Linked DNA regions of Mus musculus: region 2 is linked to region 1. A link is a loop called in an ENCODE intact Hi-C map of the cell type or tissue named here. Cell type or tissue: left cerebral cortex. All regions are shown on one strand. Each heading gives the region's core, and the rest is flanking DNA. Links, peaks and the distances in the headings are about the cores only.

Region 1 (8,727 bases), core at 422-8,421:
CAAATAAGCAACTGATATACACACAGACAGAACATTCAAAACACATAAAAATAAATAAATATTTTTTAATTTTTTTGGATTAGGCAATGATTTTTTGGATATGACATCAAAATAGGTATAATAAAAGAAAATATAAATAAACCAGCCTCCAATTTTTAGAACACATTTAGTTAGTTAGTTAGTTAGTTAGTTAATATGTGTGTTTGTGGGGGGGTTAGAGAGAGGGAGCGCGTGCGAGAGAGAGAGAGAGAGAGAGAGAGAGACCAGGTATGCCATGTCATGTATGTATGTCAAAAAAGACCTTTCAGAAGTGGGTTCTCTTCTTCTTCCACCACATGAGTTGCAGGGACCAAACTCAGGTCACCCGTTCTAGCATTAAGCACCCTCTGAGCTACTTCAATGGCTCTGACCTCCAATTTAAAAAACAAAATCAAAACTGTTCTTCACGAGACACGAAAAAGAAGAAGGAGGAGGAAGAGGAGGAGGAGGAGGAGGAGGGAGGAGGAGGAAGGAGGAGGAGGAGGAAGAAGAAGAAGAAGAAGAAGAGGAGGAGGAGGAGGAGGAGGAGGAAGAAGAAGAAGAAGAAGATGATGATGGTGATAGTTGTTTGACTTGATGGGGTATAACTGTAATCTCAGCACTTGAAAAGCAGAGGCAGGAGTTTCCCCACAGTTTAAGCCTAGCCTGGTGTCTTAGTCAGGGTTTCTATTCCTGCACAAACATCATGACCAAGAAGCAAGTTGGGGAGGAAAGGGTTTATTCGGCTTATACTTCCATGCTGCTGTTCATCACCAAAGGAAGTCAGGACTGGAATTCAAGCAGGTCAGGAAGCAGGAGCTGATGCAGAGGCCACGGAGGGATGTTCTTTACTGGCTTGCCTCACCTGGCTTGCTCAGCCTGCTCTCTTATAGAACCCAAGACAACCAGCCCAGAGATGGTCCCACCCACAAGGGGCCTTTACAACTTGATCACTAATTGAGAAAATGCCTTACAGTTGGTCTCATGGAGGCATTTCCTCAACTGAAGCTCCTTTCTCTGTGATAACTCCAGCTGTGTCAAGTTGACAAAAAACTAGCCAATACACCTGGTAAACACGGGAAGTTCTAAGCCATGTCTCAGTAGTAAAACCCATTTTAAAAACCTAACCAGCCAGGCAGTGGTGGCGCACGCCTTTAATACCAGCACTCAGGAGGCAGAGGCAGGTGGATTTCTGAGTTCGAGGCCAGCCTGGTCTGCAAAGTGAGTTCCAAGACAGCCAGGACTACACAGAGAAACCCTGTCAAAAAAAAAAAAAAAAAAAAAAGCCTAACCAAAAATTTAAAGAAGGAAATGATAAGGAGACAATAATATATGCAAGTAATAGTCCTAATAAGGAGCTTGTCTCTACAATACACTAAGAACTCTTACAGCTCTGCAGTGGGAAGCTCAAGACCAGTGAGATGGCCCAGTGAGTAAAGGACATTGCCACCTAAGCAAATGTCCTGAGTTTGATCCCAGAACCCAGGTAAAAAGCCAGACACAGTGGAGTATTCCTGAACTCAAGTTCAAATCAAATCCATTCACTGTATTGGTTAGATCTTTTCTTTGAGAGGGCCAGAATCTTGCTATGTAGCCCTAGCTAGCCTGAAATTCAATATATAGATCAAGGTGGCTTTGAGCTCAGAGACCTACTTACCTCTGGCTTCCACGTACGAGGATTAAAAGCATGCACCACACCAAGCCAGCATAAATTTTTTTTAAGTTATATAGATGGTACCTGAATTGTATCTCAATCTTTTAAGACAAGGTAATGACCCCTTACATGGTTCTTCTGTAGACAAACTTTAAGTCCCTCTCTTGCCTGCAGTATGGATACCTGACGCTCACTGTTCACAGTAATCTACAACTGTGGTTCTCCAAGCATGGAGCCTGAGTGAAGGGACCTTGGGGGCTCCTTAACAAATTTCCTGGCCCTCCTAGTGAATCCTAAACTTTGGGCTGGAATCCAATTAACAAGTATCTCAACAAGATGTTCAGCGAATCAGGATGCCCACTGAGGAGTTAGATTCGTGGTCTGCTTCTCTGGAGAAGGAGAAATAGAAGCTCTACCTCCCTAGGGCAAGTTTGACTCTACAAATCCCTACTAGCTCCATCGTCTGGATATTTAGTGGGCCCTGGGCTTTGCTTTGAACTCATTGGTTCTTTTCAGTCTTTCTCTACAAAGTTAAGCCATGGCCTGCTCTGTGTGTGACCATTCCCTCTTACCGTCATGGTTTTCCTCCTTTTTGTGGCCAGTGTGTTACTGCAGATACCCCAATATCTGGGTGTGGATAGGAGTGCTGGTAGACCTTACTTCTTAACCTTGGGACCTTGAACATATGAACATCTGGACCTCTGGAGCATGTATTTGACTCCAGATTGCTGTGTCTTTGGGGCACAGAGGTTCCTCTAACCTCTGGAGAAAAGGGACACATGTCAGTCCAGAATAGGAGCATAACTTGGTAATGGCATCGATGTGTATCTCCAATTCCTAGCTCCTACCATCGTGGGACTTATCACATCTCCAGGGTTATCCATCCCAGGTGAACCTATTTCATTAGCCCTCACCTGCACCTGTGCTCTCAATGTTCCCATAGAACAGCTAAGCTCACGGTCACTATATGCTCGTCGGAATTTGCTGAGAGATTCAAGAGCCCAGGTAGTCAACGCAGGGTCTCTGAGAATCAGTGGTAGAAACCAACGGCCTCATATAAACAGCCCAGCCCTACTCTTGCACAGGCAAATGAGACATGTAAATGCTATGACCGTTCACTCGTATGAGTCATACCTAGGAAAATGGGTGAGTTCTGCAAGCCATGTTAAATGTGCAGGCATGTGAGTGTGTAGAACATATCCAGAGACCTGACGATAAACATCTCTCTGGCTCCCTTCCTGCAGCAAAGAGCAGACGTAGAAGAAAACCTAACAACTGAAAACCCAGAGCTAAGTTATCAGAAAGCAAATTAAAGCTGTTGGGTATTTTTGTTGAAACATCTCCACCTCTGAAATCTAATTTCTCCCAACTTTCCATATAGGATCCTGTGTTGTATTATTTATAAGAAAATAATATTCTGCCCTCCCTTGACAGCATTTCCAGGCTGCAGAACCCACAGCAGCCATGGAGTAACAGAATAATTTTGGTAATGTTTCCATAGCTACCTTGCTTCGAAGTGAGGTTTATTCTGTTTTAAAGTCTACTGACCTATTCACATCCGTATTTGAGGTATTTTCAATCTAATCCCTTACCTGCCTATTATCGTCTAATGTGCTTGTGATTTCTGTATTTAAGAGGCCCTGGATGCATAAATATGGTAAGCTTTCTAGTTACATGTAACAATACGATTTTTCCCCTCCCTACTCCTTTCCCATGTGTATTCATTCTGTCTTTCCCTGGCACTGCAAGGCAAACCTGCCAGAGGTTTTTGGTCAGAAAGGCTGTTTAAGGTACACTGGCGCCCTCTTGTGGTCATTCTGGCTTTGTGGTTTTTTTTTTTTTTTTTCTTCCCAGGAGGCTTTCACTTTTTGCAAGAGAAAGGCTACCACAGTGGTTGTACCAGCTTAACAATCCCACCAACAATGGAGGAGTGTTCCTCTTTCTCCATATTCTCACCAGCATCTGCTGTCACCTGAGTTTTTTATCTTAGCTTGGTGGTTTCCTCAGAAAATTGGACATAGTATTACCTGAGGACCCAGCTATACCACTCCTGGGCATATACCCAAAAGATGTTCCAACATGTAACAATGCTATGACACATGCTCCACTATGTTCATAGAAGCCTTATTTGTAATAGCCAGAAGCTGGAAACAACCCAGATATCAGAGGAATACTCAACAAAGGAATGGATACAGAAAATGTGGTACATTTACACAATAAAGTACTACTCAGCTATTAAAAACAATGAATTCATGAAATTCTTAGACAAATGGATGGAGCTAGAAAGTATCCTGAGTAGGTAACCCAATTGCAAAAGAACACACATGGTATGCACTCACTGATAAGTGGTTATTAGCCCAAAAGCTTGGAATACCCAAGATACAATTCACAGACCACATGAAGCGCAAGAAGGAAGTTCAAAGTGTGGGTACTTCGGTCCTTCTTAGAAGGGGGAACAAAATACTCACGGGAGCAAATATGGAGACAAAGTGTGGAGCAGATACTGAAGGAAAGGCCATCCAGGGACTGTGCTACTTGGGGATCCATCCCATATTCAGTCATCAAACCCAGACACTATTGTGGATGCCAACAAGTGCTTGTTGACAGGAGCCTTGATATGGCTGTCTCCTGAGAGGCTCTGCCAGAGCCTGACAAATACAGAGGCGGATGCTCACAGCCATCCATTGAACTGATCATGGGGTCCCCAATGAAGGAACTAGAGAAAGGACCCAAGAAGCTGAAGGGGTTTGCAACCCCATAGGAAGAACAACAATATCAACCAACCAGAGCTCCCAGGGACTAAACCACCAACCAAGGAGTACACATGGAGGGAACCATGGCTCCAGCTGCATATACAGTAGAGGATGGCCTTGTCGGGCATCAGTGGGAGAAGAGACCCTTAGTCCCGTGAAGGCTCGATGCCCCAGTGTAGGGGAATGCAAAGGCAGGGAGGTGGGAGTGGGTGGAGGGGTGGAGGAACTCCCTCATAGAAGCAAGAGAGGGGATGGGATAGGGGGGCTTCTGGGGGAAAATCAGGAAAGGGGGTAACATTTGAAATATAAATAAATAAAATATTCAATTCAAAAAAGAAAGAGAGAGAAAGAAAGAGAGACAAAGAGAGAGAGAGAAAGAAAAAAGAAAGAAAGAAGGAAGGAAAGAAGGAAAGAAAGAGAGAGAGAGAGGGAGGGAGGGAGGGAGAGAGAGAGGGAGAGAGAGAGAGAGAGAGAGAGAGAGAGAGAGAGAGAGAGAAAGACAGACAGACTACCATAACCGCTCATTGTCTTGGGTGTCCTTGTGTCTGTGTCTTTTGCCCGTTGTGAGCAAGGAAGTCTGTCTAGAACAGGTGACCTCTGAGTGACAGTGTTCCCTGCTCTTTCCTCCAAAGCAGGCTTCGTTAATAAGGATGGCTGCTTTGGGTTAGTCTTGACCTGGAGCACACGAGGAAGATGATGGACCAAAAATATGTCAGAAAGATATGAAATGAAGAGACTCCATGGAAGGAGAAAGCAAGGCTCACTTCAGCCAAGCATAACCGATAAAAAACAGCATCAGGAATGAGCACCACCATGTGTCATTTCATAAGCTAAAAACATCAGTTCAGTGCTAGCCCAGAAATCAAAGCAAACTGATCAATAAAATTGTACTTAATTGAATGTCACTAATATTTCTTCAATAAGTAACTTTAAGGGGGATTAATGACAACATTTGGGAGGTGGAAGTAAGAGGATCATGAGTTCAAGGCTAGCCTGAGATACACAGAGAGACCCTCAAAAACCCAAACGGGGGGGGGGGGAGTGAACAGAATACAGTAGCACTGTCCAAGAAAATTTTTCATAAAGATGAAGTCTTCTGTGTCCACATTATAACACACAGTCATCACTCAGCAGTGCTGGTGTCTCGGTCTTGATTCCCATTGCTGTGATGAAACACTATGACAAAAAGAAAATTGGGAGGGAAAGCGTTTATTTGGCTTACATTATTTCCACATCCATGGTCATCACTGAAGGAAATCAGGACAGGAACTCAAGCAGGGCAAGAACCTAGAGGCAGGAGCTGATGCAGAGGCCATGGAGGGGTGCTGCTTCCTGGCTTGCTCCTCATCGCTTGCTCAGACTGCTTTCTTTTTGAACCCAGAGCCACCAGCCCAGCAATAACACATCCCACAATAGACTGGACTCTCCTCTATTGATTTCTAATTAAGAAAATGTTCTGCAGGCTTGCCTACTACACAGTCTTGCAGAGGCATTTTCTCAGTTGGGGATCTGTACTGGCTAGTTTTGTGTCAACTTGACACAGCTGGGGTTACCACAGAGAAAGGAGCTTCAGTTGAGGAAATGCCTCCATGAGATCCAACTGTAAGGCATTTTCTCAATTAGTGACCAAAGGGGAAAGGCCCCTTGTGGGTGGGACCATCTCTGGGCTAGTGGTCTTGGGTTCTATAAGAGAGCAAGCCGAGCAAGCCAGATGAGGCAAGCCAGTAAAGAACATCCCTCCATGGCCTCTGCATCAGCTCCTGCTTTCTGACCTGCTTGAGTTCCAGTCCTGCATCCTTTGGTGACCAACAGCAGTATGGAAATGTAAGCCGAATAAACCCTTTCCTCCCCAACTTGCTTCTTGGTCATGATGTTTGTGCAGGAATAGAAACCCTGACTAAGACAAACTGGTACCAGCAGAGTGGGGTATTCCTGTGACAATTTGACCATGTTTTGGGGAGGACTGTGGAAGGACTTTGGAACTTTGGGCTTGAAGATCCATCCGTTGTTAAGAGCTCTGTCGGATGTCGTGTAGGAGCTTGGAAGATAATGTTGAGAACACTGCAGAAGATGGAGCTCTGGTTTGTGAAATTTCAGAGGGAAAATTAAAGACTCTTTTCAGGGCCATTGCTGTTTTGATTGTGAAGATTCTGTAGTTCTGGTTAGCTGGGGCTGAAGAATCAGCTGTGATTAACAAGATACCAGAACTACCAAAGCAAAAACTTTGCATTACTGGGACTACTAATGCTGGTTAGCTGGAGCTAAGAAATTAGCGGTGATTAAGAAGAGACCAGCATCATTGAGGTGACATCTTCTGGGAAGTGTTTTCTGAAAGCACAAAGAGGCTGTGTTCCAGAGATGGCCAAGGTTGTACTCTTGCTGCAGCAGGACTTGGTAATATGTAAGGGTCACCCAGGTGGTACTGGTTTTGAAGGCATGAAGGGGTCACACAAAGCAGCTGAGGCTTGGCACTGTGAGAGGCTATGGAAGGCCATTGGTGAAGGTGCAGCCTCAGTTGAAATTGAAGGCCCAGGACTGAAGGGGTCATGCAGTGTTTTGGAGATGCCAGTACCATGAGATGACCACCAAGAGCAGCAGCAGCAGTGGAGTACAGGCATCTGGAGCCTAGAGGATGACGTCTGTGCTACAAAGGGCCTGGCTGGAGAAGTGACCCAAGCCCTTGGAGGAGCCCAGAAGATCGTGAGTTGGATCCCAGACATTGGACGGTTAGAGATTGACTTTTGCTTTTGATTGTGACTGTGCCCTGATATTTTCCCTCTTGAAGGAAGAAACTGTTTTAGTGGAGCCCACAGTTAAGAGACTTTTAATTGTAAAAAGACTTTGGATTTTAAAAGAGATGGACATTTTAAAGAGTTTGAAATTTTAAGAATATGTAAAGACTGTGGGACTTTTAAAGTTATTTAGATATTGGGGATGAATAAGATTTTAAGGGTTGAGGCTTACTAGTGATGTGTTTGTGTGTCAAGTTGACAAGGGGTCAATTGTACTGGCTAGTTTTGTGTCAACTTGACACAGCTGGGGTTACCACAGAGAAAGGAGCTTCAGTTGAGGAAATGCCTCCATGAGATCCAACTGTAAGGCATTTTCTCAATTAGTGACCAAAGGGGAAAGGCCCCTTGTGGGTGGGACCATCTCTGGGCTAGTGGTCTTGGGTTCTATAAGAGAGCAAGCCGAGCAAGCCAGATGAGGCAAGCCAGTAAAGAACATCCCTCCATGGCCTCTGCATCAGCTCCTGCTTTCTGACCTGCTTGAGTTCCAGTCCTGCATCCTTTGGTGACCAACAGCAGTATGGAAATGTAAGCCGAATAAACCCTTTCCTCCCCAACTTGCTTCTTGGTCATGATGTTTGTGCAGGAATAGAAACCCTGACTAAGACAGGATCCTTCCTCTCAAAGGACTCTAGCTGGTGTCACGTTGACACAAAATTAGCAAGCATGATTGACCCATTGTAACTTGACACACAAGACTTTAAGTCATAAGTTTATCTCTCTTGTTGTTGTTCATTCCCAAGATCTCAGACTAAAAAATATCACAAATATAAACATATTACCAACTTAAAATTCCCTCGGTCTTTACCAATTGAACTGTGAACACCAGGCAGTGGTGGCACGCACTTTTAATCCCAGCACTTGGGAGGCAGAGGCAGGCAGATCTCTGAGCTCGAGGTCAGCCCGGTCTACAGAGTTCCACGGCAGCCAGGGCTAAACAGAGAAACCCTGCCTCAAAAAAAACAAAAACAAAAAACTCAACTGTGGACACATAGTAAAGTTTAAAATAAGCTAAATACTTTCTTACTTCAAGAAGGAAGACCCGGGACACAGTCACAATTTGAACAAAGCAAAACCACACTCAGAACGATAATTCGATTTTCAATATCTGGGATTCACTCACCATCTTCTGGGCTCCTCCAAGGCGCTTGGGTCATTTCTCCAGCTCCGCCCTCTGTAGCACACACACGGCTTGTCTTCTAAGCTCAGGCCAGCTCCAGTCCACACCTGCTGCAGTTCTTGGTGGTCGTCCTGTGGTGCTGGCATCTCCAAACTACTGAGGTCTTCTACTCTAACTGGGCCGCACTTTACACGTTAGTCTCTCTGGGCTCTCTTTATGGTACAAAACCTCAACTTTTCTCCATGACCCTTTCAATCCTGGAGCTTCCACCGCTACTCTGGCTGCACTTTAGCCCCTCCTGCCCCTCTCACGGTGCCAACCTCGGCTGCTCTCCATGACCCATTCATGCCTTCAAACCCAGAAAACCGTGACTCTTACACACGACCAAGACTG
Region 2 (8,000 bases), core at 1-8,000, 680 kb before region 1:
TTGCCTCAAATCCCATGCTCGGCTTCCCCCGTCTATCTTGGGCTTCTGGCATTGCTGCCTCACCTGCTCCAGGTAGCTCCTTGCTGTGATAAGCTACTAGGTGTCCATTTCAGATCTGGTTCTTGAACCTTTTGGATAAAACATGTATAGATGGTCACATTAGACCAACAGAAGACTTGGGACCACACAGGAACATATGATCAAGTTCAAAACATGCAATCTTGGTTTGAAGCCTAGAGATTTCTAAGAGTGCCCCAACACGACTCAGCCAAGAATTCTCTTTCTCAAGGTGTGCCAACCCTCAGGTGGGACACAGAGGATCCCCAGGCATCCTGGGTAGGTAGGCTGCCAATGTTCTTTTGGCTAACTTCAGACTGACACTTGGCTGTCCTTCTTTGGAAGGGTGGCTCTGCCAGGCAACTTGATCTACAAAGTTGTGTTTCTAAAATGTTCATGACTCCCCATGTGGGAGTCAGGGAGGGGGGACTCCATCATTTATATAGCCACAGGGGAAGGCGTCTCTGCTTCCTAGGCTCTGTAAAATAAAATAAAAAAAAGTACACCAAGTCTTCAGCCATGGAGTCATTGCTACTACTAGTGAGCATGGCTGAAGTTATTGTTCTCCAGCTTCATTTATTATGGCTAGGTGGATGTAGATCTCTTAGAGTAGGCTCTGGTTATTTCTTAGGCTGTTTTATGTGTAAGAGCCATTTCTAAATGCCCTTCTCCCCTGTGCCTAGCTATTCTCTTTTAATCCAACCCCTGACATTTACCCCTGCACCCGCAACCCCAACCCTAACCCCAATACACACACACACACACACACTCACACCTGGGTTCTCTAAGCCCACACTCTCATGCACTGAGTTTCATCTGTGCATTTATGAAGCCATTGCTACTGGAAGATCATGATTAAAGGGTCATGCAGCTAGAGGAAAGCCCAGAACACCAAGGGCAGTAAAGCTCTGGTGAAGGAAGAGTCTGGCTGGCAGGGAGGGGCAGACAGGTGGAGACGGGAGGAATGGCTATGGAAGGTTTCCTCTGTGTCTATACTGGAAAGCTTAATCTGGTAGCTCGCCTTGACTCAAGGAGACAGCTGCTAGTCCAGGAAGGAAGGACAAGTGTCTTTCTTCAGTAATAAAGCTTGAAGATTGAAGATGTGGCTTGTTCTCCCTCTGAGTCTGTCTGTAGACCCCATTCTCTTTGCATGTTGCAGAGGCTTAGAGGCTCAGTGTGCCTGGTCTTGGGTGCAGATCTATGTCTAATCCCAGATGCAATTCTTCCACAATTCCAGATTGGTGGTTTATGAGTTCCCACCTCTAGTCCCATTCTAAGAGTCAGGAGGCTCAAATGTGCTCAGCTGTGAATGCAGGCACATAACCCTCCATAGAGTCTAGACTGCTTCGGAACTCCGAGGGCCTCCTGGACGGGAACTGACAGAATATCTGCAGCAGGTATCCGGCTCTGTTCTCCAGTGCCTGGAGACACCACCTTCCTTGGTTTCTCCAGGACATACTACAAAGGAGTAGGTGGCTCTTGTCTTCCAGACCCTCCTTTTTAATGTGATGTAGAGGCAAAAAGAGGCAGAAAAAAAAACATGTGCAGCAGTCTCATCTTCCCTAACGAGTCAAAGCATGGCAGATTTAGTTATTGAAAACAAAACTTCCGGTTACATTCAGTCACCGGCTCCTATTTCATCTCTGACCCTCGATCAGCGGTTCTCAACCTTCTGGATGCTGCGACCCTTTCATACAGTGCCTCATGTTGTAATGACCTCCCAACTGTAAAATTATTTTTGTTGCTACTTCATAGCTGTAAATTTGCTACGGTTATGAACTGTAATGTAAACATCTGAGATGCAAGATAAATGGTATGGGACTCCCCTCCCCAAAAGGGACTGTAACCCACAGGTTGAGAACCGCTGCCCCAGAAGTTAGTGAACAGAGATGTAAAGGGGAATTTGGATTGGTGGAAAGACACTTGCTGGAGGAGAATCTGGCAAGACGATGTGCTGTATGTGTTGTCAGTGAGTCTGATGAAGAATTAGTGAGCTGGGGTTCATGGTCAAGGGCAGATAGAAAGGGGCATAAGCTTCTCACACTCAGGAATGTGTAGACAGTGTCGTCATGGTTCTCGGTCCAATTCTCATAAACTATTGGATGATTACAGATGATGGGCAGTTTGATCTAGGTGAAGCAGGGAGGCTTAGGAATCCAACATCGGGACGTAGGTGTCAGGAGGTAGACTAAAAAAGAATAGTTATGCACGGAGGAGAATAGTTGGCATTTTAGGAAATACAAACAGGTGTCCAGGGAACTTAGGTCATTCCTAATTTCCAAACTGCGTGAGAGCCAAGAGGATGGAGATAAAGGGAGATTGGGGCTTGTGAATGGATTAAGGGCTTTAGGAAAACAGTCCTAAGAAAACTACCTCAAGTAGAAGATATAAATTAGAGTCTCTACTTTCATGTTTTGAAAAAGCATAAATGAGGTATGGACCTGTATTTGTCAGGGTTCAGAGTATTTGTCTGTCAGAGTAACAGAACCAATGGGATGAATAATCACACACAGGCAGACACACACACACACTCTCACAAACATGCACACACACATACAGAGATACACACAGACATACACAGAGAGACACACATTCACTATCACACAGACAGACAGACAGACAACAAGAGAATCATACCTGGAAGCTGAGAACCTGGTAAGTACTCTGTCCTTGAGGCTGGAACACTCAGCACTTAGTCTCAGTCTGGCACTAGAAGCTCTGAAGGTTCCTGGAGAAGTGCTGGTCCCTAGTCCCAAAGAAAACCTGGGCACATTGGTCCTAACATTAGCATAGGAATCAGCAGCAGCAATGGGACAGATTAACTCAATGGCAAGAGGGAAGCCAGGCAAGCAAAAGGTAGGTGAAATAAATTTTCTCTGCCACACCCTTTTTTAATCTGCACCAATACCAGAAGGTAACACCCATCCGCACATCAATCAAAGAAACCAGGATGCTTTCCAAGGGAGGCTCCTTAGTCAGGTGATTCTGATATGTGGCAAGTAGACATTAAAACTAACTATAACACTTGTGAGTGGAAACCACTCTAATCTTCTGACCAAGCAAAGGGGCAGTGAGAGGGCAGAGTTCAGGCCCTGAGAGATGCCCAGAGGCACTGTGACTCACATGGGTCTGGGAATAGGAATTTGAATTCTGTCATCATTAGGAAGAGAAAAGAAGTAATTAAGAAAATAATTATGGGACCTTGTCTCTTTTAATTAGACCATATATTTAGTAAATTCAAGAATTATGGGTGGTGAATGTTTGTTTTTTGGCAAAAATATCTCATGGTCTCCTAATGGAAGGCATTGTTAACTAGAAACAGACTGTCTTCATATGGAGAGAAAGTGAGTTAGTGACTGTCATTCCCTTAGGAGAGAGGTCCCTGACGTTATTCCAGCGCTTGTCCTATTCAGTCCTCGACTGTTTGACTGCTTTTTTAAACTTCACGAGTCAGACACCAACGTGGGGTTGCTGATCGAGTTTGTAGGTAACAGTTGGGAAGCAGAAGTAACGCCATAAAAGACAGAATCAAAATTCAGAGCTACCCAACAGCTTTGAATGCTAATTTGAAATCTGCAAGACAAAATGTTAGCGGGCTAAATCTGGAACCGAGTGTTTAGGTTGAAACAAAACGGAAGCAGTACAAATAGGGAGACATGCCGCTTACTATTTATTTGTGTGGAAAAAAAAAAAAAACACGAGCTGATCACATGCTTACTCCCAGTGCACTACTGATGAAGAATACTAATAACACACATTTTAAACACTTGGCTGTCTTAAACGTTTACATCGACTCTGCTCTCTGTGCTGGTAAGAACCTACGCGGAGTCATGGACTGTCCTAGAGACCTGGTTTCAAGGACGCATTCCACAAAGCACCTGTGCAGAGGAGAGAGCAGCCTGCCGGGTTGGGTGTGGCCAGCGTCTCAGTGATAGTATGTTGCCTGGTCCACAGAAGCTGTTCATCAAGAGGTTCCTCTATCATGAGGTGAAGGCTTGAGAACTTGTAGCAATGGATGCTAGAAAAGAAAATAAGAGTTTGGCTCCAGGAAAGAGATGGAATGAAGTTCCACCCAGAAGTATGTCTAATTTGCTGCACTCAGGGTGGATGATTCAGAATGTCAAAGATACCACCCACCCATTCCACCAAGGATCATCTGAGACCCAGTATTCAGGGCAGGAAGGACCCTGGAAGAGAGAATTACTAGGGTATTAAGTGTGGCTCATAGATAAGAGAAGGCCTGCAGGCAGACAAGGAGAGGCTCCTTGGTACAAAAGGAGGCTGAGTTTACAGTCAGCGTTTATTAAATGCCAAATAAATCGAACAATCTAGAGTCACCCATGTGTATGCCGTTGGCTCCTAGCCAGAGTCTCCGCAACTGTTAACGGCAGCAGTTCCAAGATCATTAGCTATTGCCCTTGGGTTCCCAGTAGGACTTCTGTAGTCCAGCACCAGCCATCCTTGCCCGAGAGAGCTCTGTCCTAGTCATTGGTACCCACAAGGCATGGAGGTATTAGGCAGTTTCCCAGGAGTCTTTGCTATCACCCCTTCTGTTGTTCACTGTGCAGCACATTGGTTGCACAAACACTGTCATCTTCCACCTTAAGTAAGAGACCACTTCACATCATTTTTCCAGCCTACAGTCCCTCCCTTGGCAAAATGAGCTTCCCAATGCCCTGCCCGCAGTGTCCCTCTCCACAGTGGCCAGCTCTCTGTACCTATGGCATTTCTTCTCACAGAATGTTCTCACGGGGGCCCCAGGGTTTGTCTGTCAAAATAGCTGCCTCTGTTTCAAGGTGGCCTCCCCACTTCCTCCACACCCAGTGCCACGCCTCCCTCTAAGCATTCCAAACTTCTCCTTTGTAGTAACGTCCTGGTCCTGTTGCCCTTCCATTTAGTCCAGTTCTGCAGCATCTAGGAGTCTGACCTTGAAGAGTGGCATCCCTGACCTTCTGCCTCCTCCAATCTCTGTAGTGTTTACAGTCCACTCCCCGAGTGTGAACTGCTTCCTCACTGCCCAGCTTTGTTCTTCTCCATGTCCTCTTCCACTTCTCAATCACGTGAAGAGCCCCGAGAGCATGGCTTTTCCATAGATCCCAGTGCCGGTTGGATGTCTAGCAGTGTTGAAGCAGAAGGAAGGATGCTCAGAGTTCTAAGGCACAGTAACAGAGATGGTCCCTTAAGGGCTGCACATGTTTCTAAGTAGCTCTGATTTCATGCTCAAACGCCTGGGTGAAGTTGGGTGAGTCTCTTGGATCCAGAATGAGGTACAAACAGGCCAACTTCCCCATCTCCTTAAGACACCATCAAAGCCTGCTGGGACACAGGTATATTAATGATTGAAAACAACCGAGTCCCCTCATTCTCTGACACTACCCTGTGGGATTCTAGCAGTCCTCTCCCAGCTAGAGGCCAGCTGGTTTTTGCTGGAACTTCTCAAGTTCTAGAATCAGTTGTCACAAGTGGACTGCAAATGTGCTTGCTACTGCTATTAGTTCTAAACTCAGAATGCGCACTGTGCCTAGACAAGGGCAGTGGGTGTCTCCCCCAGTTCTTAGTCTCCACATGTCACCTGCAATTTACAACTGTGAGCTTTCTGTTTTGCCCTGAACTCCTAGTGCTTGTAAATGTCTCCATAACCTTTCAAATACCCCCACATAAGACTTCTAGTATCCCCCAGAGCTCACTTCAGCCACTTCTGGTTGATCTTCTGGTACAGAGCCTCTGACAGTAGGAAAGTATGTCTTCTGCTTCCAGAAATATTTGGTGTCACACGAGAAGGCACCAGACAGCAGTGAAGCCATGCTCTTCATGAACGTGTTTACAAGTTAGATTTTTATTGGAGATCTGTGAACTAGGGGATGAGAAATCTGGGGGTATGCTTATTAATAAAGCACTAACAATCAGACATTTAAGTCCACATTTACCCCTTTTATGCCAAAGATATGGAACCTATGAAAAACGGAAACACAAACATAGCTAACACTTCTAAAGTATTCCTATTAATAACAATTGTGTGAAGGCCACACCGTCACTATAAAATGCCACATATTATGGGGATCTATTAATCTAATATTGCCATCATCACCTCTAAAAATATTTCCCAACATTCACAACCAGAGAACATCTTCTGAAACCTGTCTCCCAGGGGTTGGCTGTGCCTGCCTCTGCTGCTGACTTGAATCCCTGTTCACTGTCTGGTGATTCATTGTACTAAATACCATTTTCCTGATAATTAAAAACTGCTCACTGGCAAGTGGGAGCAGGAACAGGCTGATGCGGGATTTATGCAGAAACACAAAATGAGCCGAAAGACAAATGACCTGTTCCGCCTAGCGAAAGGCAATTTTTTCCCTTCCTCGTCTTCTGGGATTTGAGAGACGCTGGCTAGAGCTTGGGAGCATGGTCTGAGGAGATCTGTCATCATATGAGGAGGTGTTTGCAAGGGGATCCATTGTATTCATGTGCTTAGCCAAATCACTCTGTTAATTTAGAACACATAGACCCCTGCCTGCAGTTGGAGGACCTGGGTGAGGGACATCTTTTCCTCCTGCCTTACTGGACGCTTAAGAGGCTGTGGCTAGAGGAAAGGCTGAGTTTGAGCCATTTCTTAGACTTTGACTGAGTTTTCCCAGTTTCCTTTCTCCATAAATTCTTTTACCCAATGTCAAGCAAAATGAGGAGTAATTCCGATGGACGCAGTAGATGCAGGGTTTAGGACATTCATTTTGGTTAGAGAGTTCAACAGATCAGAGTCTTGGGCTTTAGCAGCTTTCTTGGCTCCTGGGAAATGTCCCAGTGACAGCCAAAGCTCACAGACACAGCACAGCAGCTGTGGTGTTCCACGTATGTTCACGTGTGTGCAAATGCAGGCACACATGAATCCACACTTCTCAATTCCTCAGACGTCTCTTGGGAAGTTAAGAGCATGTGTCATCACAGGGCAGACACTTTTCCCATCTGAGTGCACTTTGTGACACATTACTGGCCTAAAGAATGGAGGCTCTGTCAAGAGATGAGTCTTTTCCCTTCTGGGAATAGCTTCTTCCCCAAACTGGCTGGGACCAATATCTGTAAAGCTCATTAGCTCAGAATCCTTCCCCATTCATCCTCATATATGTCTTTACTTGCAAGCCATTCATTACAGCCCATTCTAGATTGTTTAATTAGTTTCCATGGAAGAACTCCTTCAGGACAGCTTAGCATACATCTTTAAAAGCCCTTGATCTAAAATAACAAGGTAGTTATTTTGAAAATAACTAATATAACCCTAAATGGCTTATATTTCCCCCACTGCCCACCGGGCCTCACTCCCTTTTTTACCTCCCTGGACACATCCAAGAAAAAAAAATTGATAACAGTAATGAGTCTATTAGTCGGGGAGTCTTCACAGTACATGGGGCACTGCACTGGGCCTGCCACTTGTCATAGGGTCTTTATTCTCACAGGCAAGCTGAAAGGAAAGTCACATTTCCCCTGTTGGTGGAGAAGCTGTTATAAGAGATAAGTCTGAACTTGCTGTATCATGCAGGATTAATAAAGTATTTTGGGGTTCTAATGTCATCTACAGATATCAGCACCAGGGGATATACAGAATTAGGAGGGAAGGTCACAGCTCATTGACACTATCCTGGTGTCCCTTTTACCCTCTTTTTTTCCACCTTGAGTGTTTTTATTTTGCTTTATCTGTCTCCTTCATCCTCCCATGGGTTATGTCTGACCGCCATCATCAGCATCTGTGTTGCTTTGCCTGACTGCTTTCTCTGGCCCTAGAGCCTCCCTCTTACCTATGTTACTGGCATTTTGACTATGCCAATCACTATGGAAACACCTCAGCTCTCTTTCCTAAGGAGGGCCCATTCTGAAACTGTGGTTACCCAGCAGAGCTCACAGAGTAAAGATGAAGCCAGTGGTAATAACCCACAATAGTCAGTGGCTCATGG

What was found. Hi-C counts contacts between places; a loop is a spot of excess contacts. Peaks named below come from ENCODE experiments on the same cell type or tissue, not always from the same donor. Only the 100,000 strongest peaks of a DNase experiment are listed, where the experiment ranks them.
Region 2: a loop joins it to region 1, with 2.5 times the contacts of the local background. A loop is called at or near these places in 12 of 42 quality-filtered maps.

The regions. Positions count from the first base shown.
Region 1 is chr9:101,308,940-101,317,666 of GRCm38, reverse strand. No RefSeq gene overlaps it. Among named protein-coding and RNA genes, the nearest start is that of Gm28979, 29 kb to the left of the region's middle. In left cerebral cortex, for the core only: a CTCF peak has its summit at 3,467 (motif pointing left); a DNase peak (open chromatin) is centred at 3,444.
Region 2 is chr9:101,986,654-101,994,653 of GRCm38, reverse strand. The region is part of intron 9 of Ephb1 (Eph receptor B1); the gene reads left to right. It overlaps Gm31326 (a long non-coding RNA gene), which reads right to left. Exons shown (of 2, transcript XR_003948211.1): 1 at 4,985-8,000; 2 at 1-4,075. Among named protein-coding and RNA genes, the nearest start is that of Gm31326, 6.3 kb to the right of the region's middle. In left cerebral cortex, for the core only: no CTCF peak of the experiment used is centred there; a DNase peak (open chromatin) is centred at 3,611.